Linked DNA regions of Mus musculus: region 1 is linked to region 2. The links are chromatin contacts, found by Hi-C or POLR2A ChIA-PET in ENCODE. All regions are on one chromosome and are shown on one strand. The core of a region is the stretch at or near the end of the contact, and the rest is flanking DNA. Distances in the headings are between cores, read along the strand shown. Region 1 holds the start of Ecrg4 (ECRG4 augurin precursor). Region 2 overlaps Gm38628 (a long non-coding RNA gene).

What was found. A loop is a pair of places that touch in the nucleus more often than their neighbours do. ChIA-PET counts read pairs that join two places held with the same protein, here RNA polymerase II (POLR2A).
Region 1: a map of left cerebral cortex shows a loop between it and region 2 (2.1-fold over the local background). The contact joins the promoter of Ecrg4 here to the enhancer-like site in region 2. A Hi-C loop is called at or near these places in 1 of 37 maps with a recorded cell type or tissue (left cerebral cortex). POLR2A ChIA-PET finds 5 or more read pairs at or near these places in 1 of 5 experiments (Patski).

What each region holds. Positions count from the first base shown.
Region 1 is chr1:43,729,315-43,732,026 of GRCm38, forward strand. Ecrg4 (ECRG4 augurin precursor) reads left to right here and starts at 1,288. Exons shown (of 4, transcript NM_024283.3): 1 at 1,288-1,649. The coding sequence starts at 1,571.
Region 2 is chr1:43,693,645-43,696,344 of GRCm38, forward strand. Gm38628 (a long non-coding RNA gene) reads left to right here. Exons shown (of 2, transcript XR_865403.1): 2 at 1,121-2,336. Among named protein-coding and RNA genes, the nearest start is that of Gm38628, 15 kb to the left of the region's middle. Within about 2 kb of position 1,270, at least 2 of the 3 ENCODE cell types and tissues checked have a DNase peak (open chromatin) inside an H3K27ac peak, as active enhancers do.

The DNA.
Region 1 (2,712 bases), core at 38-2,537, 36 kb after region 2:
TTGAAAAGCCCTGATGACAATGACACTAGGGTTGAATTGGCATCGTTCCGGAATGATAGCTCCTGAGAGTCTAGCCTGGGCACGAAGGAGATAAAGACCACAGGTGGCAAGGTGCTGAGCACAGGACACGGAGGCCAGAGTCTAGGTGGTAACACTACCAACATTTTTGTGTGCTCACAGCATAGGAGGCTCTCCACATTGACTTCTTACCTCAGCTCAGCAGATGCTGCAGCCTCCACTTTAGAGACCCACACATAGACAGACAAGTGAGTTCTCTAAATATTTGTGCAGAATGCAGAGAAATACTAAACCCTGTTCCTTTCCACTGTGCTCAGTCTTCAAGGGAGAAAAGGTTCTCACCACCAAGGCCAAGGGAAGGGCAAGAGGACAGGAAAGCTTCTGTAGTGGAGTTGCTCCCTGTGCCGTCTGAGACACGCTTCAGCATCCCCGAGAGTCGTTAAATAAAGTTCAGATTGCTATGTCTTACCCAACACCCGATGGATCACAGGTGACCAGCAGTATGCACTAGCAAGCTCCGAACTCTCATATACCTGTGACTCCCAAATCAGTATTTACATCCCTCCCAGGTTCACCTTTCCCTTCTTTTCCTTTGATGGCTAAACTCTGATTTTCTCCTGCCTGCTGGAGAAACCCTTCTACATGAGAAGGCCTCTCCCTGAGTGGCCAGACACTAAGCAGCTCTCCTTGATTTAAAACTGAGAATCTTTGTGAAGGAACTGAGCTCAGCTCAGACTGGGAAAAAGGCTCCAAAGCCAAGTTTCCATTCATCAATTGAAAACAGTTTTTGTCTTTCTCTACCAAACCTGCCGCTGGGAATGGAACCCAGAGTCCAGCATAGTGGTCAGGAAAACCCCCGGTTGGTCTTCTCTTTTGTTGAGCACACTGTTTTATGACCTCTCTTAGTGGTCAAGTGTGCTACTGAGAAAATGAGTGTCTTCTGCCTTCTTTCCAATTGCTCAACTGTCCCAGAATGAGAGTGTGCACAGTGGACACAGCATGTTCACTAAAAACTTTGCAAAAACACTTTTGCACTGCAGCGGTTTGAGTTGACATGTTTTTCCTGGATTGCAGTTCTGAACCCAGAATCTTTCAAAATATCATAAAAAGAGACCCTGCAGGAGCCAACCTTAACTACAGTTCAGGAATTAAGAACATTCCAAAGGCTACTTTAAAAGGCAAGGCCTGAGCCTGACGCCAAGGGCCTGGGTTGCTAGGGGAGGGTTGTGCTGCAGAGGAACGGCTCAGGGGGGCGTGCGGAAAAGAGGAGTGAGCCAACATTCTCTGTCCAGGCTGGTTGGGCTGTGCCTGGCATCAGTCTTGCCCTCTCCCCTTTGGCCACGCGGCCCTTCTCAGCGATTTGCAGCAGACCCGCAGGGCAGTGTGCCTCGGTGGCATTGAACTGAAGCTTGGCTCTCGGCCTGGCCTGCTGGCTAGTTGCCCACCCTGTGGGTCCCGCCCAGAGCAAGGATACTGGAGCTTTCGCCTGCCTCACTGAGCCTGGGTCTCCACTCCAGTCATCCCTCCAGCTACTTTGCAGCACTCTGTCGCCATGAGCACCTCGTCTGCGCGGCCTGCAGTCCTGGCCCTTGCCGGGCTGGCTCTGCTCCTTCTGCTGTGCCTGGGTCCAGGTAAGTGGAGGATACCTGGCGGAGAGTGCTGAGGGTGCTGGGGAAGGAGATTGGAAATGGGGTGCTTCATGCCTGAATATGATCCTGCTCTTAACCTGTACTAAACCAAGAAGACAATGGAACCGGGTCTAGTATTTTACACTCATGTAAGTCCCAATGAGTGCACTTGGGCAGGCAGTGAGGGACTCAGATTCAAAGAGAGCATAGTAGACTGAGGGGCAACCTTGGGCAAATGAAGTAAGGATCTGAAAGAACCACAAGAAGTGCTAAATCAGGGATGGTGGAGGCTTGAAGGGAGTATCATTCTGAGGCAGGACACACTGCTGTCTTTCTCCAATTCTTCCAATTTCTTCCAAATTTCTTCCAAATTCTTCCAATTTCTTCCAGGCAGTTTGGGGCAACAGAGCTGACTAAGAGCGTTCAGGCTGCAAAGCTGAGCAATGTTTAACTTTTTCTATTATATTCAGCGGAATTATTAGCTATTGTATTTCTACTAGCTATTATATTTAAACATTAAATATATCTACATATTAGCAAATATATATCTACTATATTTAGCTGAATTAACTGAAAATCCCCAGGTCTCTCTACATTAAAAGCACTTAAGCAGTACACCGTAAATACTATACCCAGAGCTCCACAGACTCTACCTTCTGAACCTGGAAAGTTCTTCTTTTGTGTGACCCTTTAGAGGTCACAAGTGAGTTCCTGTGCATAGGAACGCCTTTGAGGTTTATAACTCTGGGAGGCAGTAGGGTGACCCTAGGTTTACTGCCAAGAGAACAGTAGCTGGAAGACACCAAACTATTTACCTATCACCTGAGACTGGTGTTTGTCCCAGTGCGAAGGGGTGGCCATTGCCAGATGTAAATAGAAGACGCACTCAGTTTCTCTGTGTTTCATTTTTGCTTTCTCAGAGCAGGCATGGTAAACCTAACTCCAGAATGAGGGGAGGCAGGGTCACAGCATGAGAGACCATGAAAATAAAGGGGAGGTTGTTCTTATTGGAAGGGTGACTGGTGCAAATGACATCAGTACCCTCTTGTGAGCTAGCTTCGTGAAC
Region 2 (2,700 bases), core at 20-2,519:
TACCTTTTGTCCTCCAATCCTGGGTCCCTGGTGTTTTTCTCAACTCTCTCTCTCTCTCTCTCTCTCTCTCTCTCTCTCTCTCTGTCCCTCCTTTTTCCTCCCTCCCCCTCCTCCTTCCCTCTCCCTTTGAAATTCATCTCTGCTCTATAATATGAGGGGATATCTTTAGTATGATTCAAAATCCATATGGAGAAACAATAATAATATATTTGATGATACACATTTTTTTTGAGAAATAAAATTTTTTCATAACAAGAAACTTGTAGGTGAAGAAAGTAGAAGGGGGCAGGCAGTAGTAAATATCAGCAGTCAGAGCCTAGGCAACACATCAAAAACTCTACCAGTGCTCTAGTACCTACTATAAAATGGTCTAGTAAATACACATAGCCCAGCACATGTCCTTTATGCTTTAATTGTTGTTACATAAAAGACCTAATGTAAACTCTATGCAAACAGTTGTTCTACTGTACTCTTCAGGGATTGGTGCCAATAAAAAATATTGTATTTTGGTATATTTTTTTCTGAATATTTTTAGATAGCTGTCCATAGTTGAAGCCACAGAGGCAGAATCTCTGGACTTGGGCTACTTCTTGTGTGTTATTTGGCAAACATGACCTCTTTACATAATGGAAAAAGATTTGTGAAGAGTTAGAAGTCAGAAATCCTAGGCTTGGAGCTGAAGTTGGTCTCTTTCTAACCAGACCCCAGCAATGCCTACGGGTTAGTTTTAGCGTTGTAACTGAAGCCTGTGAGTTCCCCGTTCTCCTGAGAACCTGGAGGAATCCTGATGAGCTTAGTGGACCCTTGCCAGGATTGAAGGAACTTTCAGGTGTCACATTTTACATTAAATACTGTCAATACCAAGAGGTGTGTTAGTTAGACACTCTGTGCAGGTGTTGCCTGTTAATTTTACTAAAACTCCTTGCAGGGCAATTTTAAAGGTATCTAGATCTATAGTTAAAGTTCTCCTGGAGACAGGAGTGTTTAGAATAGGACTTGTTTTACAGACAGCGCCTTTGCACAGTACTCATCCGCAAGTAAAGAACATTTGCACCAAGTGAGATTTCCATTGTTTTGAATACCGTTCTTAATAGTGTCTACTTTCTTTTCTCTCTCAAAGGATCTGTGCACTGCTGAGGTTGGAGAGCCATGGCTGGAAGATATGGGGCCACCCTCCCTCAGCCCAGCAAGGCTTAATTGCAGCAGCAGCCTTTCAGGTTCTCCACTGAATCTGGAGCTGGAAAACTGCCTTGGGGAGTCCTGCCAGGGCCCTTGGCCAATGGAAACAGCACTCCCTGTCACAGGCACTGGAGTGTGCAAAGGAGGCAGAGAGAAAGTCAGAGGCTTTGTCTGGCTTCCCAAGAGAGACAGGGGTCCTGCACTCAACTCAGTAACTGAGTGGCTACTGGCCAGCTGCCTTTGGAAAGTAAGTGAGCCATTTCAGCATGGCCCTTTGTAATTCAGGACTGAGTTACAGGGACTGGAAATTAAAACTATAAGTGGAGCCTCAGACCACAGGGAGTAGGGTCGTGGGCCTGCCAGCTTCCTGGCACAGTGCCCGAATGCTTGCAGTACTTGATAAAACTCACTAACATTTAGTCGAGAGCAGTAAAATGTGAATAAGATGGAGATGAATGCTCCATAGGGGCAGGGAGAAATCCAGGAGCAGATGGTGTGATAGGATTCGAGGCAGCAGTGCAGGGTGAGCTCTTGACAACTGCCCTGTGGCTAGGGTGGAGTCTCCTGAAGAGGGAGGAAAGGAGGGAGTCTGCCACACCTCGCCATGGCAGCGGACTCCTTTAGGGGGTCTTAGGGATGAAGCCACTACATTTGTGCTGTTCAAAGCACTACTAGTTAGTCAACATCCATTCAAAGCACTTTAAAAGCTCACTTTCTCCTCCTCCCTCTCCCTCCTCTCCCTCCTTCATCCCCTATCTCCTCTTTATTCTCTTGCTGTTTTCCTCATCAGCTCCTTCTGCAGGAGAAGAAACAGGATCACTTACAAGGGAAAAAAATAGCCATATTCCACCAGGCGGTCACTTCACAGCAGGCTTCACATCGTAGAGTAAGCACAGAACTATGCAGCAGTAGACAGAACAGGTTTAAAAAATGTTTAGAAGCTGAACAGCCTGGTAGCTGGGGGGAAGAAGTCTGCAAGCAGGAACTGGGAGGGGATAGCATTTGGGATGTAAATAAATAAGTAAATTAATTAATTAATGAAGATGTATGCTCTCAGCTTCTCCTGCCACCTGCCCACTGCTTGTTGTTATTCTTCTCCATCATGATGGACTCAGCCTTCTGGAACTATAAGCCCAAATAAACTCTTCTTTCTATAAGTTGCCTTTGCTGCATTATTTTATTACAGCAACACAAAGTAACAAATGCAGAAGTTGAAACCACAGAGTTGCTATTGGTGTGAAGAAGAACCTAACCATGTTGTTTTGTCCAGGATCATGGACAGCTTTGGAACTTTGAACTAGGAAAGCAGTTGCAAATAGTTGTCAGTGATGGATCCATTTTATACTTCTAATTCAGGATTCTATAAGCCATTTACATATTCAAAAACTAAAACGAAAAAAAGTTTTAAACAATCCTAAAATCGGATGCATGCGTAACTGGCGCTGCTTTTATAAGATGAACAACACAAGGATGCAGGTAGAGCCATCTGCAACCTCGAGTTTCCCACTTGTCCACTTTGTT